Linked DNA regions of Homo sapiens: region 2 is linked to region 1. A link is a loop called in an ENCODE intact Hi-C map of the cell type or tissue named here. Cell type or tissue: endothelial cell of umbilical vein. All regions are shown on one strand. Each heading gives the region's core, and the rest is flanking DNA. Links, peaks and the distances in the headings are about the cores only. Region 1 overlaps KANK1 (KN motif and ankyrin repeat domains 1). Region 2 overlaps DOCK8 (dedicator of cytokinesis 8).

What was found. Peaks named below come from ENCODE experiments on the same cell type or tissue, not always from the same donor. Only the 100,000 strongest peaks of a DNase experiment are listed, where the experiment ranks them.
Region 2: a loop joins it to region 1, with 4 times the contacts of the local background. A loop is called at or near these places in 3 of 110 quality-filtered maps.

What each region holds. Positions count from the first base shown.
Region 1 is chr9:604,236-620,877 of GRCh38, reverse strand. The region is part of intron 1 of KANK1 (KN motif and ankyrin repeat domains 1); the gene reads right to left. Among named protein-coding and RNA genes, the nearest start is that of KANK1-AS1, 73 kb to the left of the region's middle. In endothelial cell of umbilical vein, for the core only: a CTCF peak has its summit at 6,863; a DNase peak (open chromatin) is centred at 6,897; H3K27ac peaks cover 369 bases.
Region 2 is chr9:343,275-351,274 of GRCh38, reverse strand. All of the region lies in intron 14 of DOCK8 (dedicator of cytokinesis 8), which reads right to left. Among named protein-coding and RNA genes, the nearest start is that of DOCK8-AS2, 120 kb to the left of the region's middle. In endothelial cell of umbilical vein, for the core only: a CTCF peak has its summit at 3,399 (motif pointing left); no DNase peak of the experiment used is centred there.

The DNA.
Region 1 (16,642 bases), core at 3,646-11,645:
AGAGGGCTGTAGTCATTTTTAAAAGAGATGTTATTTCTTATTCCCAATCAAATCTTATATTGCTGAATTCTATTATGCTCCAATATTAAATTTTTAAAAGTTGGCTTTTTAAAAATTGGTTTTTAAAATTGGTTTTTGAAAATTTAAAAAGTTGGTTTTTAAAAATTTTTTTAATTTTTAAAAGTTGGCTCACGCCTGTAATCCCAGCACTCTGGGAAGCCAAGGCAGCTGGATCATGAGGTCAGGCATTTGAGACCAGCCTGGCCAACATAGTGAAACCCCATCTCTACTAAAAAAATACCAAAAAATTAGCCGGGTGTGGTGGCAGGCGCCCGTAATCCCAGCTACTCAGGAGGCAGAGGCAGGAGAATCGCTTGAACCTGGGAGGTGTAGGTTGCCGTGAGCCGAAATCACGCCATTCATTGTTCTCCAGCCCGGGTGACAGTGCGAGACTCCGTTCCAAAAAAAAAAATTATAATTATCACTATTTTGCTTTTCTCGCAAAGAATTACGTGTTGTTTACTATGGCCCAAGAAAGCAGGTTTTATTTAGGGGGCAGATCGTTGAAGAGTTAATGTCCTATTCCAAGACAGGGTGGGAAAGGAATGGATGTGATTAATGACACTGAGTAATAGAGGGTACGATGCACATTTTGGAAGACACCAGTGTACCTGACAAAGTTTTCTTGCCTGCCTAGACCTGAAATAGACAACTGAGAATACAACAAAACAATTTTTTTTTTTTTTAGATGGGAGTCTTGCTCTGTTGCCCAGGCTGGAGTGCAGTGGTGTGATCTTGGCTCAACCTCTGCCTCCGAGGTTCAAGCGATTCTCCTGCCTCAGCCTCCCTAGCAGCTGGGATTACAGGCGCACACCACCACACTAGGCTAATTTTCTTATTTTTAGTAGACACAGGGTTTTGCCATGTTGGCCAGGCTGGTCTCGAACTCCTGACTTCAGGTGATCTGCTCGCCTCAGACTCCCAAAATGCTGGGATTACAAGCGTGAGTCACTGCACCCAGCCACAACGAAAGAATTTAAACTAGCTAACTCTGCTTGGAAAAACAATCTCACCAGTGGAAGAGCCTGTTTAAAGTATTTAAAAATCATTGCAAATTATTAATATTTTAATGTTTCAACATCTTAATATAGGAATGTATTGCATATTAAATCCTTGAAAATTACAGTACGGCTGATCTACGAACATCTGCATTCTGCAGTCCGTGAGCACCCACAAGTCAAAGGTAAACTTTCTTGTGGATCATCACTTATCTTTATCACTCACTAGATGAATGCTGAAGAGCTATTATCATTATACAGTAGCAAAACTGGTTCCAAAAGAATGATGAATTCAGCTATTCTGAACTAATGTTGGCTCTTCTTTGCGTTAATACTCCCATGTTTTCAAAATTTAAAGCAACTGGGCCACCCAAATCTGACGATAGGCAAAGGGACAATTATACTCTACCCATCCCAAGAAAGAAGGTGCTCTCACATCAGCCTGTCCCTGATGCTGCTGCCCTAATTTAATACTGCTTTGTTCTCTTGCCCCCTCTTCTACCCAACTAGATAAACTAAACAGTGTGATGGTTTTAAGTACTGTGTGGCTTGAAATATAACATTTATACAAACTATTCTTGAGGCACAAATAAGAGGCCTCTCTGAAATTCAAAAGCACTGTAGCTCTCCCCTGTTCCTTTTAAGTATTGGCTGTAAAGCAAGAACTGAGGATTCAGAACTACAAGGAAGCTTTTAACTGACCTGGGTAAGCATTTAAAAAGAGAGGCTTGTACTTAGTTATGGCCATTTTCTCTCCTAAAGGTCCTGTGGATTTTGACCAACAGACACTAAATTTAAGTTCATAAAATGTAGAGTCCACATTTAAAAACATTTTCTTAAGTCACAAGGTGCCTGAAAATAAGTAGTGAGGTTATTTTCTCTAATTTTCTATTTTTCTTCTTTGACAAGTTTTATTCTCTGTTTTAAGGCTCGTGAGGAGCCATGGATTAATAAGGTGGAGACAATTTTGCCTCAAGACAGGTATTAAATGTCAGCGATGAGAGGAGAAAACACCGCCTGTTCACCCAGTGTGCAGGAGCTTTCTTACTGAATGGAAGCATCACTTCCCAAATGACCAGTTTGGATGTTGTGGTTGGAGACTTTTTTTTAAAAAAAGCAAGCCCTGGCATTCATCATCATTTAAAAAAATAATTTCACGAATGTCTACTGTGCATGTGAAGCAGTGATTCAGATGCCTAGGAGTGAATATGTTTTTTTAAATGATGCAATCTTTGCTTTAAAAAAAATTGTTCCGATAAGTATTTTGACTAAGAGAAAATATCTGTTTCTTCATTTTAAAAATGTAATCTGGGGCCAGGCATGGTAGCTCACGACTGTAATCTAAGCACTTTGGGAGGCTGAGGTGGGCAGATCACTTCAGGTCAGGAGTTTCAGACCAGCCTGGCCGATATGGTGAAACCCTGTCTCTAGTAAAAATACAAAAATTAACTGGGTGTGGTGGCGTGTGCCTGTAGTCCCAGCTACTCGGGAGGCTGAGGCAGGAGAATTGCTTGAACCAGCAGGTGGAGGTTGCAGTGAGCTGAGATCACGCCACTGCACTTTAGCCTGTGTGACAGGGCGAGACTCTGTCTCGTAAATAAATAAATAAATGTGATCTGGAATTAGAATAGCCTGTATTTTCTTCAATGAATGCCATAATTTTATATTACATGGGCTTTAACCTGTATATTTTGTTCTTGGGAATACTTTTCCTTACCTAAAGGAAGCAGAATTCCGTGGGTACTACTGAAATAACCTTCAAGATACTGCCTTGTGTGCAGGGTAAATTATATTAGGAGGCAGGTAGGCCAAACTGATTTTTTTGGTAACTGCCCACAGTAAGTGTGGCATCCAGAGAGTGGTTCCATAAATGTTACTGAGTCAGGATTCATGTCATCCTCCATTCTGCCCGCACCCTCTTTCAGTAAGAAATTCCATTCTATAAATACGTGCTTTCTTTTTCACAAAAGACAGAAGTCTTACATGGAGCCTACTCCTATGAGAAACCTGAGCAGGAAAGAGGAAAGTGGAAGAAGCAATCTGAAGTGTGCACATGCACGCGTCACAAACTGGCCTGCTGATCGGAATGTCTGCTGAGGAAGAGAGGTGCAGACTGTCAGCCTATCAGCCTAAGTTTACGGTGGGAAAATTTCAGCCTGGGAAGTAACTTTTCCTGCCCACCCATATTGGTGTGCCTCCCCCAACAGCCAGGTGAAAGAAGAGCAGCTGGCTCTTGATCACCATCAAGTAGCTGTAAAGGTGATACTGGGCTCTGCCTGCCAGGCTGCCTTCAGGGTCCCAAAGAACAAAGCTCCAGGGTCCTGAACCTCTTTGGCCAGACAGCAAAAGTAACTACTTCTTAGACTAAACAGATAAACCCGTGTGAACATGAGCTAACATTTTTGAGAAAATAAGGGAATAAAACATAGGTTTTAGACATTTGCCACAACCCCCCTCCTCCCCAATCCTTCTCCTAACCAATTCCATTTATCCTTTGAAGACAAAAGACATGTCTGGTTTTGAAAAATAAATGTTAAACAAGGAAGGCAACGAGTGAAGTTGTAGAATACAGATTGTTAAAGAAACTAAACCACTGCCAAAAGAACTGGACTCAGTAAAATAACATTAAGGACAGTTCAAATATACCATAAACTCTTTATTATATTTTATTAGACATAATGATTCCTTGCAAGAATGAAAAAAAAATCGACCTAACTGACCTAACATTCACTTACGGTAGTATATTAAAAAAAAATTATTCTCTCTTAGACTACTGAGATCTTCTAGAGAAGGGACTGCATTTTAAACATGTGGTAGATTACATTACTATTCACCAAAATTTCCTGCTCCTTCCTAAGGAAGAATCACATATCCCCACCCTCACTCAACTCGGGTGTGGCATTGTGACTTGCTTTAACCAATGAAGTGGTAGCAGAAATACCATGTCTCACTTCCAGGAAGAAGTTTTAAGGGCTAGTGTGGAACTTTGCCTTGCTTTCTTTCCTTCCTCTGCTATAAAGAACAGCAGCGACATAAGCAGAGGCTGCTCCATCACAGGTTGAGGTCAACACTGAACACAGCTGCAGCTGACAAATAATGGACGTGTAGCATATGAGTAAAAAAATCAGTGTGTGTTGTTGAAAGCCACTGAGATTTGGGGTCTTGCAGAATAATTACTATCTTGATTGATAATGAGTGGCTTAGAAAGGACACTTAGTAAAGCCAAGCCTGGATGGAAGGATAGAGGATATAAAGTATTCAGAAATTCCAGTGGTGAAATTTGGTAGGTATCAAGTGAATATAAATGAAATATTTCTTTGATTTATATGTGTAAAGACAGCAGCTTTTAGCTTAAATGACAGCTTGGAGAAGTGACAAAATAGAGGTTTCGTAAATTAAAGATCTGGCTATGCAGTTTGATGGTAATTTAAGTGGTGTTCAGGATGTCCATTCTAATAATCAGCACAAGATCTACTATCTTAAATCCAAGTTGCTTCAGACACGAGTTGATACAGTATCACCTAAATGCTGAGGACTCACTGAAGTGACTGCTGAAAAGCCTTCACTTTAGTCCTCACGGTTATGTCATGCAATAAGGTAGGACCGGATAAAATTTGGAAGTCTAGTAACCCAAGCCAGTTCCTAAGTTTACCTAAACCTGAAAATTTCATCTTGTTGATTGAAACTCTTCAGCATTAAACATTTCTTTATTGAGCTTCAGTGGATGTGGTGCTCGGCTGATGCTGGGTGGGGAGGTGACACTGGTAGGACGGATACAGAAGAGTCCCTGTTGATCCTTAATATGAGAAACCTTCCTTAGGCTTTCATGCCTCAAGAGGCTTGTCTGGGCAGGCAAATGGCATCAACACAGCTGTTGAACATATGCTATCAGCTGGCACCACCTTTGGATCCTGGCATACCAAGGACCAGAAGTAGGCCAGCATTTTTCCACCTGGATTCAGCAGTTGTTTTCCCTGTTCGTTCTTTCATTCCTCATGGGTCTTTAGCTAGGTTAGGTATCACTTGGGATCTCCTCTACCACTATCTTCTGTCTTTAAATGTCAAAGAGAATATATAACATTTGTTCTTCATGTCTTGGACTTTATGGTGATCTAATATCCAGAAGCTGGTGTTAACTGGACAAATGCAAAGACCAACCAGGGAAAATAAACTGAAAGCACACCAATTAATTAAGTCTTTACCTAAAGGATATACTATGGGACTGACTCTGTGCTAGGTACCACAAGAACAAGTGGGAATCAAATTCCAGCCCTTGAGTAGCCTTTTTAGTCTATTTGATAAGAAAAAGAGAAAAGAAACAACATTATTCCCCCTCTTCTTAACTAGCATAATTTTAAAATGTGGGTACTCAAACCATCACAGGTAAGGCTTTCTCCCACCCAGTGATACTTCTGTAGAAAGAAAAAAAGAGGGAATTCTAGCAAAAAGGAAGAGCATATGATGCCAGATGGACTAAAAGAGCAAAGAATACAATTCATCAGCAAATTATGTGTCTATTAACAGTTTCAAATAAAATGCAATAAAATATATTTATAGTATGTTGGTATCAAAAAGATGATACTATGCCAGGCGCGGTAGCTCAAGACTATAATCCCAGCACTTTGGAAGGCCAATGCAGGAGGACTTGCTTGAGGCCAGGAGTTCAGGACCAGTCTGGGCAACACAGGGAGACCCTCTACAAAAAATTAAAAATTAGCTGGGTATGGTGGCGCACACCTTTGGTACCAGCTACTCGGAAGGCTGAGTAAGAGAATTGCTTGGGCCCAGGAAACGGAGGCTGCAGTGAGCCATGATTGCATCACTGCACTCCAGCCTGAGACCCTGTCTCAAAAAAAGGGCAGGGGGGGGATGGGTACCATAAAATTATATATGTACAATTTTGTACTATATTAAGAATTGTATGTAGGAGTAATCACAATCAGAATACATATATAAATATGAATGAGCAGAAGTTTAAGGTGATGGGCTGTAGTGATTTTTTAAAAATATAAAGTACATTTATATACATTTCTTTAAAAGATCATGTTCACTAAATCCACAAGGCCCACAACCTACACCAAAATCTCTAGCCCAGCAGTTTTCAACACTAGAGAGTACTGGCCCCACCCCAGGAGGCACACGGAAATGCATGGGAGTGTTACTGGGCAGTCATGTCTGAGGGGCACTTCCGGCATTTAGTGGGCAAGGGCCAGGAATGCAGAATACCCTGCCGCACACGAGACAGTCCCACACAATGAGGAACTGTCCTACTCATAACACCAGCAGCACAACTGTTAAGAGATTGCCACTAGGATAGGACCAAGATCAGTGTCAGCCAAGATATGCTGTAAAAATCCTAAAATTTAACAAAATACCATTAACTTTATGCCAGTATGATTTAAAAATAAATCTTTTTCATTTAAAAAAACTGCAGAAGTATATAATCACTCCTCAAAGATGGAAATGGGTAAAAGATCCTATTACCTGAATAGAGAAAACAATCTCATTTCCTGAGAGAGATCATATTGCTTTCATGCTAGAAACAATTTAAACAAACACTGAGGGTCGAAAAATTATCCCCATCTGCTAAACACACTTTTGTACCTTATCAATACACCATTATCTCACAGCTGGTTTGTGAACTCTTGTCAGTAACTCCTGCCCCGGACTGAAAGTTCAGAAACAAAGAAGCAAGGACAAGTGGCTGGAAACCCTGCAGCCACTGGCATGACCAAGAACTGAGCACTCTGCTGGCCGACTTGCTCCTTGTGAAAAATGGCCCTCCAGTGCCACCCAGAGATGCTTGGAGCGCTATGCACAGCGCCTTCTTCCCGGCCTCAAATAAGAGGGGAGGAGAAAAAGGAGAACTACTCTTTCCTGTAGGGCGCAGAAATGAGATCCTTTATGCTCAGTTAAATGGTCTTCCTACTTTTACCCATGTTTAGTACTTAGGACAGTCACACTCATATTTAACTTCCCAAAAGGCTGGTGACACTGCCATCTAGTGAATACAGTCTTTTTTACAACAGAAAGTCACAAAACTTAAGGGGCTCATGAACCTGTATTTTTAAAGTAAAGTTCAAGAAGTATCCTGTTTTTAATCTCATTTGAAATACTACTTAATTTACATTGAGAAGAGGAAAAAAGTTAGTAATAGAGAGTTTGCTCTCTGTGGATTCCTTTTAGGAATTAGCAAAATTTCAAAAATGAATACAACAGGAGAATGTAAACAAATTCGATTTTCCATACAGCAGGGGAGTCCAACGTTTTGGCTTCCCTGGGCCACACTAGAAGAATTGTCTTGGGCCACAAATAAAATACACTAACACTAATGATAGCTTATGAGCTTTAAAAAAATCTCATGTTTTAAGAAGTTTACAAATTTGTGTTGGGCTGCATTCAAAGCTGTCCTGGGCCACATGCAGCCTGTGGGCCATGGGTTGGACAAGCTTGTCATAAAGGACTGAAGCTCTGCTCTATCTCCAGCAACGATTGTTACAGCTGTACTTGCTATCTAGTGTGCTGTTCACAGCATGGTCCACTTGTCCCTATATGGTGACTACTTGTGCTTTTCTTGAGTTGCTAGCTTACTGAATCTTAAAGATGCTGTGAACTATGTATCTGGTCACAATTACTTCTTTGCCTTGGCTGCTAGGAAGCATGGAGCCAAATTACTGGCCTATTCTGGTCTACTTACAAGATCTTTTACAGTACATGCTACCTCTATCTTTACTCCATATTTCCTCCTCTTGATATCTTCCTTCTGTCCCAATATCTTCACCCACTCATTTAAAAATTTTATTTTGTATGCCCCTTTAATTTGGTACATATAAATAAAACACATTAGTGTTATTTGCTGTGTGTATGATGCTCCTGTTGGGATCCTCTGCATGTAACCATAGGCATATGTATGGCAAATATCACAGGCAAAGGTGATTTGTGTCTTATATGACTCTTAGGGTCTCTTACTACTTCTTGACTCCCCATTAGGAGAGCTGCTGCTGGTCTAAACTGGGGTTCGAAAGAGTGTCACAGTCAAAGGTATTGCTCACATATAACTGCTACCTTTTCCACATTCCATTCCAGTATGGCCGCCTGAGATGTCCGGCTTAAATTTCTAAGCAGCTTCTTCAGCTGAAGGGACTGCTTTTTTAATTTCTCATCCCACAAATCCTGTCTCATTGTTTCTGTACTTTGTCCCATTCCTAGATAGTTGACCTATGTATTCCAAATGATAACTTTTTTTAATATGAAACGTTTTTAACATAAAGGCTTACTAAAAGGCAGAACATAAACTGTTTTAGCAAAAGGCATAAAGATGATGACACTGAAACCCTAAAGGCTGTCTTCAAAAAAACACCGATAATGTGGGATACCTTATCACCATTTCAGCAGACATCATGTCTAAGAAACCGGGCCTACATACTGTTGAACTACATTCATTCCTGTTGAGATAATGACACCCAGTCAGAGTGCATCACTGGGACATCTTAGACTTTGTACTGAATTTCTCTTTCTTATCTCCAATAACTGGCTATTAAAAAAACACAGATTGCAAAAATCACATTCTCAGTCTTACCCAAGAGCCACAACACCTGGCTTTGTGTATTTTCTCTACAGCTGCCAAAAGCACAAAACAACAGATAGTTTCCTATTAACAAAGTGCAATTTAAGAGGCATAGGTGGCTTTGTGTGGGAGGTACTATGGGTAATATGTGTGTTCATTATGCAAATGAAAGCCAATCCTATTTTTAAATGTACTTTTATATGTACAGGCAAGGGCACATAAGAGTTAGATGGTCGGCCGGGCGCGGTGGCTCACGCCTGTAATCCCAGCACCCTGGGAGGCCGAGACTGGCGGATCACAAGGTCAGGAGATCGAGACCATCCTGGCTAACACGGTGAAACCCCATCTCTACTAAACATACAAAAAATTAGCCGGGTGTGGTGGCATGCGCCTGTAATCCCAGCTACTCAGGAGGCTGAGGCAGGAAAATCGGTTGAACCCGGGAGGCGGAGGTTGCAGTGAGCTGAGACTGCACCGCTGCACTCCAGCCTGGGCAACAGAGAAAGACTTTGTCTCCAAAAAAAAGAGTTAGATGGTCAAGGTGATGAAGATTACAAAAATATTACTGGGAAGATAAACTATCAAAAATGCCTGCAAAATAGAATGACACTGTCATTTGACAGTCAGATAATTAGTGTCAAAGGTTCTGAATTTTAGACACACTCCTATCTAATGGGATCGACATACCTATGTTATTAAGAAGTGAAGTGAAATGTAACTTCCTCAGTGGCTTGTTTGGATTCAGCTTCTGTGCAAGGAGCAGGCACTAAGACACATCTGAAAAGCATGAGAGACAGAGGACATGGGCCTTAAGGTTTTTATTCCAAGTTCAATCATTACTTGAGTCCTGTACTTTTTTCTATGTCCTACACTGAATCCTGGAGATAAGTGTAGTCATCCAAGCTTACACATTGGAAATTAAGGCATAGAGTCGGTGAGGAACTGGCCCCGTGGGCTGGGCTCTTGGTTCAGTGACAATTGTCTGTGACTTACTAAAAGATTCTTTAGTTTGCCTGTTGTTTTTAGTAGAAAGCTGTGGGCTGGACCCAATACTAACAAATGGAACTCAGGGGGCTGACAGCGACATCTCTGAAGGCCAAAAAACCTCCTCACATGTCAAGCCAACCGTCCCTTCAGGTCTTGGGGATGGAGATAGGGCTGGCAGGTGGAGTGATAAGGTAACCTAATTATAATAATGCCAGAGTAATAAAGTGAGTGACAACATAAAGGATACAGAAGATGCCTTCTGTCAGAGACAAAGAATTCAAAAACAATCAAATAAAACCACCAAACAGGAGAATACCATTTCATTCTTCTTCTACGGGACTGGGGACGATGTTAACCATTTATAAACAGCACTCTTGCGTACTGGCCTCTTTCCCTTTGCCCAGTCTCAGTTCCCAGAAAAATAACCACAAACATGATCTCTGCCTCTGGGTCTAGAAGATGAAATCAAGTCTCAAAGATACTCAGGTCACAGATGTGCAAGTCTAAAGCTGTCTCAACTAACCCTCCGAGCTTTCCAAGGCTAGCTATGCCTCCAGTTCCTGGAATGTACAATTCTTCTCTTATCTACAAGGATTCTTCAATGGCCCTTAAACCCAGGAAAGCTGGAAACTGCAGGTTGTAGCCATGTCTTGATCAGAGTCAAGGGGGCATGGACATCATTTAACATTACCTGACGCAGCAGAGGGTACTCGGTCAAACCAGCTGCTATATTAAACCAACACTGGACACCTCTATGGCTTATCCACAGAGGGAACTGTCAGGATTCTATTTCTTAAATCATGTATCTAAACCAGTACTTTATTTTTTCACCCATATAGTACACCATTATCACTTCCATATCACTCAATTCTTCAGGACTATCTTTTCTCATTATATATAACATTTGCTTAAGGTCTCATCATGGTTCACTTTGGAGAGCAGGACTGAAGTTCAGTGAGAATGTTTTTTCATCTTATATACTTCTAATATTCTAATTTATTAGGATAATTGTGTTACTTTTGTAAAGAGTTTTTGATAAACGTAAGTGTTCAACCAAATTAAAATGTATTCATACCTTTAATCTAGTTATTCCTGTGAACTTATCGCAAGGAAGTAACTTATTATGGCCTGAAGATTTCACTGCAATGATACTTAAAGTAGCAAAGAATTAGACACGATCTAAATTTTAAACATGAGAAAGTCAGTTTTATAAATTATTGTACATTAATGTAACAGTATTTATCATTATAATTGTAAAGGCTTCATAAATGAGTGGAAAGTCCTGACACCTCAAGTAAAACAAGCATTCCAAATAAAAATCAAACCACATAAATATATGTATAAGAAAGATAAAAACATTTCTATGTGAGAGTGGTACAATTCTACGTAATTTGAAATTTTAAAAATTTTCTTTAGTGAATAAATATAAAATACTTACTAGAAAGTAGCCTGAGAAAAAATAATTTTGCCATAGTTCCAAACTATGATATTAACCAAATTAAGATACTTCTCCTTTATTTAGAATTAACTTTAAAGGGAATAAAAGAAGTACCAATAGATTAAAAGGCAAAATATGTTAGCAGGATCAATGTCTATTGAGTCTATTCATTATTTTATTTTATTTATTTATTTTTTGGGACAGCGTCTCACTCTTGTCACCCAGGCTGGAGTACAGTGGAGCGATCTCAGCTCATTGCAACCTCCACCTCCTGGGGTTCAAATGATTCTCCTGTCTCAGCCCTTTGAGTAGCCGGGACTAAGGGTGCACGCCACCACACCCAGCTAATTTTTTGTATTTTTAGTAGAGATGGGGTTTCACCATGTTGGCCAGGCTGGTTTTGAACTCCTGACCTCAGGTGATCCGCCCTCCTCGGCCTCCCAAAGTGCTGGGATTACAGGCGTGAGCCACGATGCCCAGCCTATTGATTCTATTTAAAAAGGACTTGTAGCTAGCAATAAAGTTTAAGGAATTCCCAAAGAACTGTTAAGCAAATCTATTTAATTTACAAACAATAAACTTATAAAATGTTTTCTAAATTAAAATAATATAGTGGCATTATAAAAACACCACTGCAATTAGCAGTTTAATAATGTGGTAAATAATACTAGGTAAAGCCAATTGCTATTTATGGACAATCTTTTTTTTTTTCAGCCAGCTTTCTGAAGGGTTAGGGGTCAAGTCTTCTTCCCTTTGAGTTCTGAGAACATGAAGATTTTCAACGATCTTGCAGGAGTTCAAGTCCCAAAGGGTAACTGAACAAGGAAGGATATCAGCAGTGACCCCGAAAGCTAACAACAAGCGTGAGTATACGCCCATGTGTTATTTCCCATGCTTCCATCCAAGAAAATGCTCTATTGAAGCAATGTGTATGAATGCATCTATTATGCATGTCACCATGGCCTTATCCCACTCAGTCTCAACATTGGCTTAGTTCACCTCCCTTGGAAACACTCTGGACCATCAACTGGGGTGGAGGTTGTTAAGTAACTCTGTGAGTTGCCTTCATCTAGGTAGCTCTTCAGGTGTGGTTCGTCAGCCACACCCTAATAACTGACAACCTTTGTGAACAATTTTTCAATTCTGTTTATCTCCCTGACTTGATGAAAGACAGACTGACCAAATCAGTCAGTCGTGATGATGTCCTGATGATGGCATTCCTCCCGAAGTGACTAGAGAGAGAGCCCACTCTTGTAAACTTCAACTACCTTGACAGTTCCCACATGTAAATGCCCTAAAGTCAATCATCTTCATCTCACATGCTCTGAAACAATGATCTTTTCTTATAGGTAACATTGGCCAACATTAGATATAAAGAATTTTTAAAAAATGATTTCTTTTAGCTCTTTAAGAGAATACACAAATATTGATAAAGGAGAGTTGGTCTATGGTCACGTAGAATGTGCTATACAACAAATGAAACTTATTGTTATAATTCTGAAAGTTTTCACGCCTGTAATCCCAGCACTTTGGGAGGCCGAGGCGGGTGGATCATGAGGTCAGGAGATCGAGACCATCCTGGCTAACAAGGTGAAACCCCGTCTCTACTAAAAATACAAAAAATTAGCCGGGCGCGGTGGCGGGCGCCTGTAGTCCCAGCTACTCGGGAGGCTGAGGCAGGAGAATGGCGTGAACCCGGGAAGCGGAGCTTGCAGTGAGCCGAGATTGCGCCACTGCAGTCCGCAGTCCGGCCTGGGCGACAGAGCGAGACTCCGTCTCAAAAAAAAAAAAAATAATAATAATAATAATAATAATTCTGAAAGTTTTTTAGTCTTTCCTTCAAAGATTCCATGGTACTAGATAAATTATACACATACACACACACAGAGAGATGTTCACAAGGAAAAATGAACATTACAATACAACCAGGTAAAGGTACCAAGAACATGAAAGGAGGTTGCTAAGGTGCTTCCAAAAGATTGGCCTAATTTTACCACCACATCCATTTCGGCGCTTTTTTTCTTTGCCTAAAATCGTTACCACACCATATTATTTCCTCCCAGCATAGTAAGTTAGGAGAACAAGGAAATGGGAAGAAACTACAGAGGTTCTTACAGCCCTGCCAGCAAAGTTTCCTAGCACTCTGCTGCTGGGCTGGGTGAAGAGAACAAGGCTAGCCGTCCTGGACTGGGTGAGGCACATGTGCAGGTATGTGCAGCTAGTCCTGGACTTGGGCAGGAGCAGGAATCTGCACAAGAACCAACAAGCCCACAGGAGAGGTACTCAACTGAAACAGTGTTTAACAAGCATAGCCATCTCCTTTTTTTTTTTTTTTTTTTTTTTGAGATGGAGTCTTGCTGTAACGCCCAGGCTGGAGTGCAATGGCACGATCTTGGCTCACTGCAACCTCTGCTTCCCGGATTCAAGCGATTCTCCTGCCTCACCGTCCCAAATAGCTGGGACTACAGGTGTGCGTCGCCACACCAGCTAATTTTTGTATTTATAGTAGAGACGGGTTCTCACCATATTGGCCAGGCTGGTCTTGAACTTCTGACCTCAAGTGATCCACCCGCCTTGGCCTCCCAAAATGCTGGGATTACAGGCATAAGTCACTGCCCCTTGCTAACCATCTGCTTTCAAGTGGATTTTGATATGCCAAAGTTTACCTTAGTGCCACTCTGAATGACCTAACAAGCATGCAAAGGAATTGAGGAAGGTGAAAGAGAGTGACACTGTATTAATTACTAGTCTAAGACCCTGTTTTAAAGAATAACCCAAGAAAACATAAAATTAGAATTCAAGTCCCAGTCCCACAGTTTTCCGTGGGCATAAAATACTTAAAAAAATAAAAATGTGAACGGGCAACTACACTTCACTAGTTTCCTCTTAGTTTTTAAGCCAACTCAGTAGCCTGCCTTATCTCATTCTAAACCTTCTGAGAGCAGGGACTTTGTTTTTCCTTTCTGCTATTTCCACAGTAGTAAGAACAGTACCTGGCATATGGCAGGTCCATATATATTTGATGAGAGGATGAAAACATTTCAAGAGCTTACTGGTTTCAGTCCTCTCCACAAACAGATAAAAATTCTACTTTTTAAAAAGCTTTAATCTTCCTTTGTAGCTGCAACTGTCATAAGAAAGCACTGACATACTGCATCTTTTATTTTCTAAACATATATATATATGTAATATATATAAATATATAAATATATACACACACACACACACATATTTTATAGGTTTATAAAACACACACATATATTTTTTTTCTGAGACAGAGTTTTGCTGTTGTTGCCCAGACTGGAGTACAATGGCGGGATCTCAGCTCACTGCAACCTCCACCTCCTGGGTTCAAGTGATTCTCCTGTCTCAACCTCCTGAGTAGCTGAGATTACAGGCATGCACCACCACACCCGGCTAATTTTGTATTTTTAGTAGAGACGGGGTTTCACCATGTTAGTCAGGCTAGTCTCGAATTCCTGACCTCAGGTGATTTGCCCACCTCGGCCTCCCAAAGTGCTGGGATTTCAGGTGTGAGCCACCGCCCCCACCACCCCCAGCCCTTCTAAAAATATATATTTTTAAAATTTTACATATTATATAAAAATTCTATTATATATGTATGTACGTATATATGTGTGAGTGGTGTGTGTGTGTGTGTGTGTGTGTGTGTGTGTGTGTGTGTAGGAATATGTGTAATTCAATGCTATATACTGGGGGAAAGTTCTATGGTTTTTCTTCCCCTATAATTTTTCAGAAGGGAAGACATGATCATCTTAATTTGATAAAACTGACTGAATAGTAAAACCCAGAACCAGAATTTAGGGTGTGGCATAGCTTGTTTAATCACCACCTATTCTAATGGGAAGGGAGTCAGAACACAGGGCCCCCTGACAACACAGACCCGGCCTTCCCCTCAAATGCCATCTGGTGTATGGGCCAGTTAGTCCCATTACCATTTCTCTCTCCCATCTTGATCACTGCTCAACCCATAATAAAATCTGGGCACAGTGGCTCTCTGTTCATTTCCCCATAATCCAAAGCACTGAGGGAGAGCGGGCCACTGGGTGGTCTCCATCTCTATCCCCCTTCTTTCCCCTCCTCAACATCCCCAGCCTGATCATGCTTATTCTCTTTTAAAACCCAGAATTTTGCTATGGCATGGCACTCACAGCCATTCATCATTTGGGTCTCTTGCTACCTCTCCACCTGTACAGAAGAGATTACAGGAAACAATATTACACAGCTGCCTCATGTTTAACGCTCTCTTACCCCTCTACACCTTTGCCCAGGCTGATCATTCTGTCTACAGCAGGAGGACTTCACTGGTTTTTCCTCCCACGTGCTCTTAAAGACTGAGTGTACGCACTTTCTCCTCCAGGAAGCCCTTCCTGATGCTCTCTGCCTGTTTTAGATGCCCCTTCATCTGAATTCAGAGCTTAACATATGGCTAAGCAAATGCTTTACTATCTGAGAGTGATTATCTTTCCTCATGGCTAGTATTAGATTTTTTTTTTTTTTTTTTTTGAGACGGAGTCTCACTTTGTTGCCCAGGCTGGAGTGCAGTGGTTCAATCTGGGCTCACTGCAACCTCTGCCTCCCACGTTCAAGTGATTCTCCTGCCTCAGTCTCCTAAGTAGCTGGGATTACAGGCGCGTACCACCACACCCAGCTAATTTTTCTATTTTTAGTAGAGACAGGTTTCATCATGTTGGTCAGGCTGGTCTCAAACTCCTGACCATGTGATCTGCCTGCCTCGGCCTCCCAAAGAGCTGGGATTACAGGCGTGAGCCACCACTCTCAGCAGGAGGTTTCTATTAAAAACAAATGAGATGGTATTTGCAAACTGTCAGACATTGCCCAATTGCATTAGTCCATTTTCACACTGCTATAAAGAACTACCTGAGACTGAGCAATTTATGAAGAAAAAAGGTTTAATTGACTCACAGTTCTGCATGGCTGGGGAAGCCTTAGGAAACTTACTATTATCATTATTTTTTGAGAGAGTCTCACTCTGTTACACAGGCTGAAGTGCAGTGGCACAATCTTGGCTCACTGTAACCTCCATCTGTCAGGTTCAATCGATTCTCCTGCCTCAGCTTCCCGAACAGCTGAGATTACAGGTGTGCGCCACCCGCCCGGCTAATTTTTGTTTTTTCAGTAGAGACAGGTTTCGCCATGTTGGCCAGACTGGTCTTGAACTCCTGACCTCAAGTGATCTGCCCGCGTTGGTCTCTCAAAGTGCTGGGATTACAGGTGTGAGCCACTGCACCCGGCCAGGAAACTTATAATCACGGTGGAAGGCCAAGGGGAGGCAAGGACCTCTTCTTCACATGACAGCAGGAGAGACAGAGAGAGACATGGGTGCAAGGGTGAAACTGCCAAACACTTTTAAACCATTAGATCTCATGAGAACTCCCTCGCTATCAGGAGGACAGCATGGGGTAAACCATCCTCATGATCCAATCACCTCCCATCAGGTCCCTCCCTCAACACGTGGGGATTACAATTTGAGATGAGATTTGGGTAGGGACACACAGCCAAACCACATCACCAGTACAATGTCTGACACATAGTGCTCATTCAATAAAT
Region 2 (8,000 bases), core at 1-8,000, 270 kb after region 1:
AGGTCCAATCCAGTCCCCGATGATGAGATCACATCAAAACCTTCTCTCTGGAGAAAGGCGTTCCCCAGTTACCTACTTAGAGTTTAATTTCAGTCAGAGGTAGACCATACTAGGCAAATCCCGGTGGAACCCCGACCCTACCAGGACCTATCAGGAAGCCAGAGAAATTAGGGATGTCGCTGGCATCCCCTGTTGGCCATATGGTGCCACCACCCAGCTCCTACAACAAAATCCCAGTGAACTAGGCTAATTGTCAATCGGCCTCATCCCCTTCCCATGCCAATCCCAAAGAGCATTTCCTGAGTGAGCTCCAACACACTGATTTTTGTCCTGATGGGAGAAAGGGTATGAATCTCTGCCACCCTCAGGAAGTTTACAAACAGGACGGGGGTCCACAGCTCTGATCCTATGTCCATTCTTTGGCACCAGAGTTGCTGCCTGACAGGCTGACTGGTCCCCCTTCAGTAATTCCTCTTCCACATTCCTCCCCATTAAGGTTGCTATCTACGTTCTGTCCAAACAAAATTATATTAGTTTCAAAATAATGCAGGGAGAGGCACAGGTGTTATTATTCTGCTTATCCGCAAAGTGAGGACAAACCACTAATTTGATGTTTGTTCTTTACAAAAGAGGAAGCAGCCATCAATCAATTCCTTCCTCCGTGGGTTGGCTCGTTATTAAAATGAAAGAAAACCTGCCAGAAAACCAAACCCCTGCCCTTTATCTCTCCCTAGTAAGACTATCTCATTGATGTTCTAAGAAAATTAAAGTGGCATGAACGTGTCCTGGACGGCACGTACATTGGCAGAATCTAGTTCAGCAGCCATTAAGTTAAAAGTATTGTAACCAGGAAATAAATGCAAAGGTAAAAAACACAAGAAGAGTGGCACCTCCCAGTGCTTTGGGAAGCTGAGGTAGGAAGATTGCTTGAGGCTAGGAGTTCAAGACCAGCCTGGGCAACAGAGTGAGACCTTGTCTCTAGAAAAGATAAAATAATTAGCTGGTGTGGTGACACACAGCAGTGGTCCTAGCTTCTTGGGAGGCTGAGTTGGGAGGATCACTTAAGCCCAGCAGTTTGAGGCTGCAGTGAGCTAGAATCGTACCACTGCACTCCAATCTTGGAGACAGAGCAAGATCCTGTCTCTTAAAAGAAGAAAATGAAAGAAGGGCATGAGAAAACAGAACTCCAAGTTTGCGATGAGCCGAACTTGAGGAGCACAAGGAGATTCCTGGAAAGGTGAGAATGAGGGGAGGCCATGTTTTCAACAATGGGAGTTAGGGGAAGAACAAACAAGCTCAGAAGAGCTATTGGAGGGCGGCGGAGGGAGAAAGAAGAAACAGATTACATGAAGTATAAATTAAGAATAATTTTCATGTCCCTACTCTGAGAAGCAAATTCATCCAAGTCTGAGCCAAAGAGAATGAATCAGAATTCTAAGGTTTCTGAGTGTGTCTTCTGAGAAAAATTCAGAGACTATTGTGTACATTTGTGTATATTACCTTTAAGGACATTAACTGACACTTCCAGAGAACAGAAATGTAAATCTGTTAATGGGATAACGAAACTGGTCTGTGTCCTGTGAGCTGATTGACAGAAGTTTAGAAACGCTGCTAAACTTGTCTTTGAGCCCTGATAGGAGAGAAAGCTCAGCCCATGTCACCCCTATCAAGTGAGTGGAGTGGTATAAAAGGAACGACCAGCTTGGGCTTAAAAGCTGTAATTCTAGGGAAAGATAAGAAATAGGCTTTGAGATTTGCTTATTGCTAAATGTACAGTTATTAGCCTGGGCATGGAAACCCCTTAGAAATCATTAAAATGAGCCGTTATGTTGAGCTCCTCTAATTTTATCCTTATGAAGCCATGATATTTATATTTCCATTAATAGTTGCATGAATCTCAATTTACATTTTGAAAGTTGTCAAAGAACATGAAACAAAGCAGCCAGGACTGGCACATTTTTTGAAAGTTTTAGAATCTTTCTGTTGTTGACACCAGTGGGTAAAGAAATTTCATCTTTTAACTATAAAAGACACATGACATCTGATGAATTAGCCATGGTTTTAAACAATTACCTTATTACGCTGTCAAAACACAGTCCTTTCAACTACTCACAGCTCTGTTTTATTTTGTACTGTGGGGTTTACCTGCACCTCCCACTCAGTTTCTTCCCTTGGGAAACCCTGACACAGCATCTCATATTTTGCCTGAGTAAAAGACGATCTGGAAGTATAAGACGATTCCCGACTTCTGCTGAGGGCCCAAGGGCAGCCTGTCTGAGGCCTGAAACCACAGGACATCCATTAAGGAGAGCTGTTAAAATACCTCTGCTTTAGAGATGGCCAAACACTCTCAGTGAAAGGTGGATGAATGCTGACCTTTGGGGGCATCTGTAAAGCACATGAGGAGGTCAGAACTGAGGATGAAAAAGCTGCAAAATAGCGTCCCCCACAACTTCCCAATAGCAAAAGAAATAAGACTAAACAGTTTCCCAAAGCTGTCCCGTCAGAAGAGAAGAAGCCACTTCAAAGGACTGATTTTAAATAATAATTTGTAAAACTAACAAAAGTATAGAAATCAAAGACAAAAGGCTTTTTGGATTTTAGGTGCTCCCTCTAATCTAGACAAACTATTCAAGATCAGAGTCAAATGCAAGCCTAACTTTGACTTAATTTCATCACCACTTCTCCATTGCTTCTGCCTCCACCAACCAGGGCAACTCATGTAGAAACAGGGTGCCTCATGAAGCTTCCTGCTGAATTCTATGTAAAGGACAGTGGAAAAATGACACTCGTCACTGTTAAACCGACCGCAGGACTTTTAGGTAGGACCGTTCTATATGGGCTGTAACACCAAAGCACTGTGGACTCAAGAGTATAAAATAAGGAGAGTGGTATGGAGTTGTGAACGGTGGAATCAGTGACACTAATGTACACAGCACCTCCTTACTCCTACCTGCCTCAACCATGATTCTAGGAAAATTCGGCACATTCTGTGGTTTACATATGAGACAAAATTGGTGAATGTGTAAATATGTATAGTAAGCAACTCTCCCCAAAATGAGAAGATTTCGATCTTTAGCTACATTAAGGGATGCATCTCTTGGTCCCCCTCCCCACTACACCTTCCAAAAAAATGCCAGATGTCTAAGGTCAGGACTTACTAATGAAAGGAGGCAGAAACTGACAGGCTAGAATAAAATCCTTTGCGAAAAAATGACAACAGTGATCTCGGAGGATGCTGCAATACTTTTCAGTTTTTCCTGGTCTTGCACTTCAAGGGCAAAAAATACAATATGTGTCCTACTTTCATAAATCACGACTTCATATGTTTTGTAACGAAAAAGGTAGTCGTGTGTCTGAATCTAGAAAGTGAGTGAATTGTGTCCTCTAGTGGCTGAATATTATACTGGAACGGTAGCTTTGCTGTCATAACCTTAGGCAATTGGTTCCCTCCTGAATTTTTTCATTCTTACAAATAGGAGGATTGCTGAGTTTTGGAGCAAGGCATTAGGAATGTGGGGATTGTGTTCCTGATTTATTATCGAGACCAAGTTGCAACTAGCACCAGAAATTCACTTTGTCTTTGTCTCCGTTCCTTGGCTAATTCAAATGACTAGATTTTGCCTGGGCTGCCACTGCCCTTCCTAACTACATGGTTTGTTTATAAAAGCTTCTGTTCCATAAGCGACTGCTTGCTAAGCCTAGTAAAACCAAGTACTGGGCTTCCGCATCATCTGATACTTAGGACAGAGTTTTTTGTTTTTGTTTTTTGAAAGAGTCTCACTCTGTTGCCCAGGCTGGAGGGCAGTGGCATGATCACGGCTCACTGTAGCCTCGACCTTCCTGGCTCAAGCGATCCTCCCACCTCAGCCTCACAAGTAACTGGGACTGCAGGTGTGGACCCCCACCCCTGGCTAATTTTTTTGTTGTTGTTGTAGAGACAGGGTCTTGCTATGTTGCCTAGGCTGGTCTTGAACTCCTGGGCTCAATGGATCCTCCCGCCTCGGCCTCCCAAAGTGCTGGGATTGCAGGTGTGAGCCGCTGTGCCCGGTATGGAGCATTTGACAACTCCATATGGTACAGGAACTCATTAAGGGTTGGTGGAAGCTTCCCTTCCATGAGAAGGAGGGGGACGCTTTGATTTTGAACAAAAGAGAGTGTCAGACCACCAGTGCCCCATCCCAGACCACCTGAATGGGAGTCTTCAGGGTGGGGCTGGACACTTACTCTGATGCACAACCACCCTTCCTTCACCTAGCACTGAGAAGATCCACTCTGAATACAGAGCTAACTGGGCTTAAACTGGGAACCTATTTCCTTGGATGAAATTAAGTCCCTTTCAAGGATACTCCCCATGTCCTGCCCCTCTTCCTAACCACTTCGTTTGCAGTTATTTCTGGTTCATTTCTTTCCTTAGAAGTTCTAGTCACTAAATCATAACTCGCAGACATTCCTTCCGGTCAGGTCCTGCATGCATGCTACGCCATTCCTTTTCCCCCGCAGAAGAGAAGGTGGGTAGTACTCCTTAAGACTCCACTGCGATATGGGAGCACATCCCCGTTAGGCCAGATCAGACTTCTGGTCTGAGAACATTCAGCTGAATAGGAGGAGTCCTGAAAACAGCTAATTATCCATCAGAGAAATCATGTTCCAACTGATATGCTTGTTCTCAGCAAGCACCGTCCTCCACAGCAAGTCTGATAATTGGATAAACAAGACCTCAGAGGCTCTCGGGGGCTGAAGTGAGAGATGAAAACGTACTTTATGTGGCTCTTTTTACTGTAATCACCCATTAAAGGGACGGCAGGGAGCTTAACAGCTCATTACAACCTCATTGCCTGTGATCTCCGCACATACCCCTCTGGCGGCCGCAGGATAGGATGCCCTTGAAGACCTTGCTGGGCCTTGGCCTCAGCCCATGCTGTTTTCATTCTGCCCCCACCAGAAAGCAGCTGGTGTCTCTAGTACCAGCTGTTGGGTCACATGGAAAATAAGCCAGGAGTTGGTGCAAATGTGTTCCTAGGCAAACCACTAGCATTTTCTTAATCTGGACACAGAGCAAGGAACGCCAAGCTTGGATTCGGATAATCCTTTTCATCAGCTCAGTTTTTCCAGCTGTTCTGCTCTGCTTTCAGAATTGCTGTCCTTCTGCTTGTGATTTCTCAGAGTGTCCTGCCTGGCTCTGGTTCAGAGGACCCTGCTCTAGCTCCATGCCTCTAACCCACAGAGGCTGCACATGGCACTGCAGAGGGCCCGAGCCGCTGGTTTGGGAGCCCCTGGTCATTCCTGGGATGAGCACTTCTGGCTCTAGAAGTTGGTCTCTATCGTTAGAGCAAGGATTTATTTTATGAATGCCCAACCCTCACGGACCCACGGGGATACTTCTGGGAGCACTACCCAGTTCTACCAGAACTCATCTACAGCTGTTCCTTAAAGAAACTTGAATAAGGTAGAGACACGGGGCAGCACACACACATTACCGCAATTACTTTTGCACCAACCTAATACACTAGAATGCAACTCGAATGGTGCCCCACGCAGGACACCTGAAGGGGCAGGGCAAAGAAAAGAGGCAGTGAAGAGGTGGGAGGAAGGTGAGGCTGGGGACTGGAAGGCAATGCCAGCCTATCCCAAGCCAACTTTACCTGAGGCACTATGGCAGCTGCTCCTTTAAGACAGGTAAAGATAACTGGAGTTCAACTCAAGTAATATTCAGCTGAAACCCTCATCAATACCAAAATCCTAAAATGTGTGACTCTGGTTACCACTGGCACTCAAGGCCAGAAAACATCTGCTATTAGAACCAGGTAATAGTTCCCTCCACCCAGGGGGGCTCTGCAGTTTATGTTAAGGGCACATTAATTTGAAATCCCAAACCTGGCTTTCTCAGTGTAAGCATTTATTGTTTGGCCCGACAGAGGTGTTAGCTACAAGCTCCAGGCAGATCAACTTTTTATAAGCCAAGCCATATTTCAAATTCATGAGGTGAATCCTCTATAAACGAAGAAATATTCCTGAATTTATCTGCCCCACAGATCTTCATTTTCAGTTATTTGATTTCCTTAAGGGATACAGGTATGATCAGGATTATTGATTGGCATGGAAATAGCAACATCAACAGTGAAAGTTACCTGACAGACTCTTGGAATGAGAAGAAATCTGGATTTCTTCAATTAAGAAATAGGAACTGCTGTCCCTGCCAAGATAATACCTTTTTTTTGAGACAGAGTTTTTTTGCTCTGTTGCCCAGGCTGGAGTGCAATGGCAGGATCTCAGCTCACTGCAACCTCTGCCTCCTGGGTTCAAGCGATTCTCCCGCCTCAGCCTCCTGAGTAGCTGGGATTACAGGCACCCACCACCACGCCCAGTTACTTTTTGTATTTTTAGTAGAGACAAGGGGTCACCGTGTTGGCCAGGCTGGTCTCGAACTCTTGACCTCACTCAGGTGATTCACCTGCCTTGGCCTCCGAAAGCGCTAGGATTATAGGTGTGAGCCACCACACCTGGCCCAAAATGATAATACTCTTGGGAGTGATAAGACTAATCCATACCTGTTATCAATACCATAGCAAATGAGTTTAGAGATCGTTGCTTGAAAAGAGACTTTTATTTTGGGGGCCAGTATAGAAAAGCTACAAGGTCCAGGTTTTTTGAGATATGGGGAGATGGCAAGGAACAAAAAGAGAGGAAAATGGACAGAAATGAAAAGGTGAGGTCACCCAAGGCGAACTTAGTCAGCTTGCCAATTTTACCTGGGGTTCAGACCTCACTCGATTCTTTCCATTTCCATGTCGTGAATGGGGGGAGGTGCAGGAAAGGGGACACTCATCTGGGACTGGGTAACTGTCAAGCCCAATCTAATCAAAACCACCCTAAAGCACACAAGGACTGGAGAAGAACACTAAAAATTTAGAACAAGATATTTAGACAAGATGCTTCCTAAATTCTGTGAAATTTTCATGAAGTAAGATTCCAAACCAAGTTCATTATCTCTCTCTTTCCTTAAATAGACTATAAAATATGGTGGCCTGAGAGCCACAGAGAAGAACTGTGAGCCAAGAGAAGGGGCCACAACCAAACTGGAGAGAAATCTCTTCTGTCATTCCCCAAGACCTGGTTTCTAACAGGGTGGCCTTGGCATTTCTAACGGGGTGTCCTTGGCACTTCTACAGTGGCCAGTACAGCTCAAGAAGATTAACTCTGTATTTGTGGGTCTGTTTCTCATGATGACAAGTTGGGTCCATTGTAATCCGTCCAGACTTGTCCTCCTTTGCCCTCCTACATTTCTGGATCATTCAGTGCACTAATGCACTCTAAGTCCCACTGTGATGTAATTAAGGGATAATGTTTGCAGGAACGAGTAGAGAACATTGTAAATGCCACCTGTGGGTGATTAAATGCTGAGGGGAAGTTGAATAACTACAGAATTCATTGGATGCAAGTCTCTTCCAATGCCACAAGCATTGTTTCCCGATTATAGGATAAAGTTTCTAAAAAGATACAAAGCATCCATAAGCAAACATTTTCATGCCTTCATCTTCCTCTAAGGAATAGAGAATCGAAACTACTGCATCCTGAGAATGCTTATCTCCTCTAGGAGGGAGACGTGGGGACTAAGTTTAGATGTAAGGAATGAGGATTGAAAATGAAGAGCTGCTCCAGGAAGGATTAAATGGGGAAATAAGTGTATACCTCCTGAATACTGTAAAGAAGAACTCTCCATTCCTGTGTGAATAGCTGTTTGTATTTCTCAGTATAATTTTATTTTCTAAATTATTTTTTTTTTTTTAGAGATAGGGTCTCACTCTGTTGCTTGATTTGGAGAGCAGTGGCACAAGGCTAACCTCGAATTTCTGGGCTCAAGAATCCTCTGCCTCAGCCTTCTGGGTAGCTAGAACTACAGGGATGCACAATACCACACCTGGGCAATTTTTAAAATGTTTTGTAGAGATGGGGGTCTCACTATGTTGCCCGGGCTGATCTTAAACTCCTAGACTCAA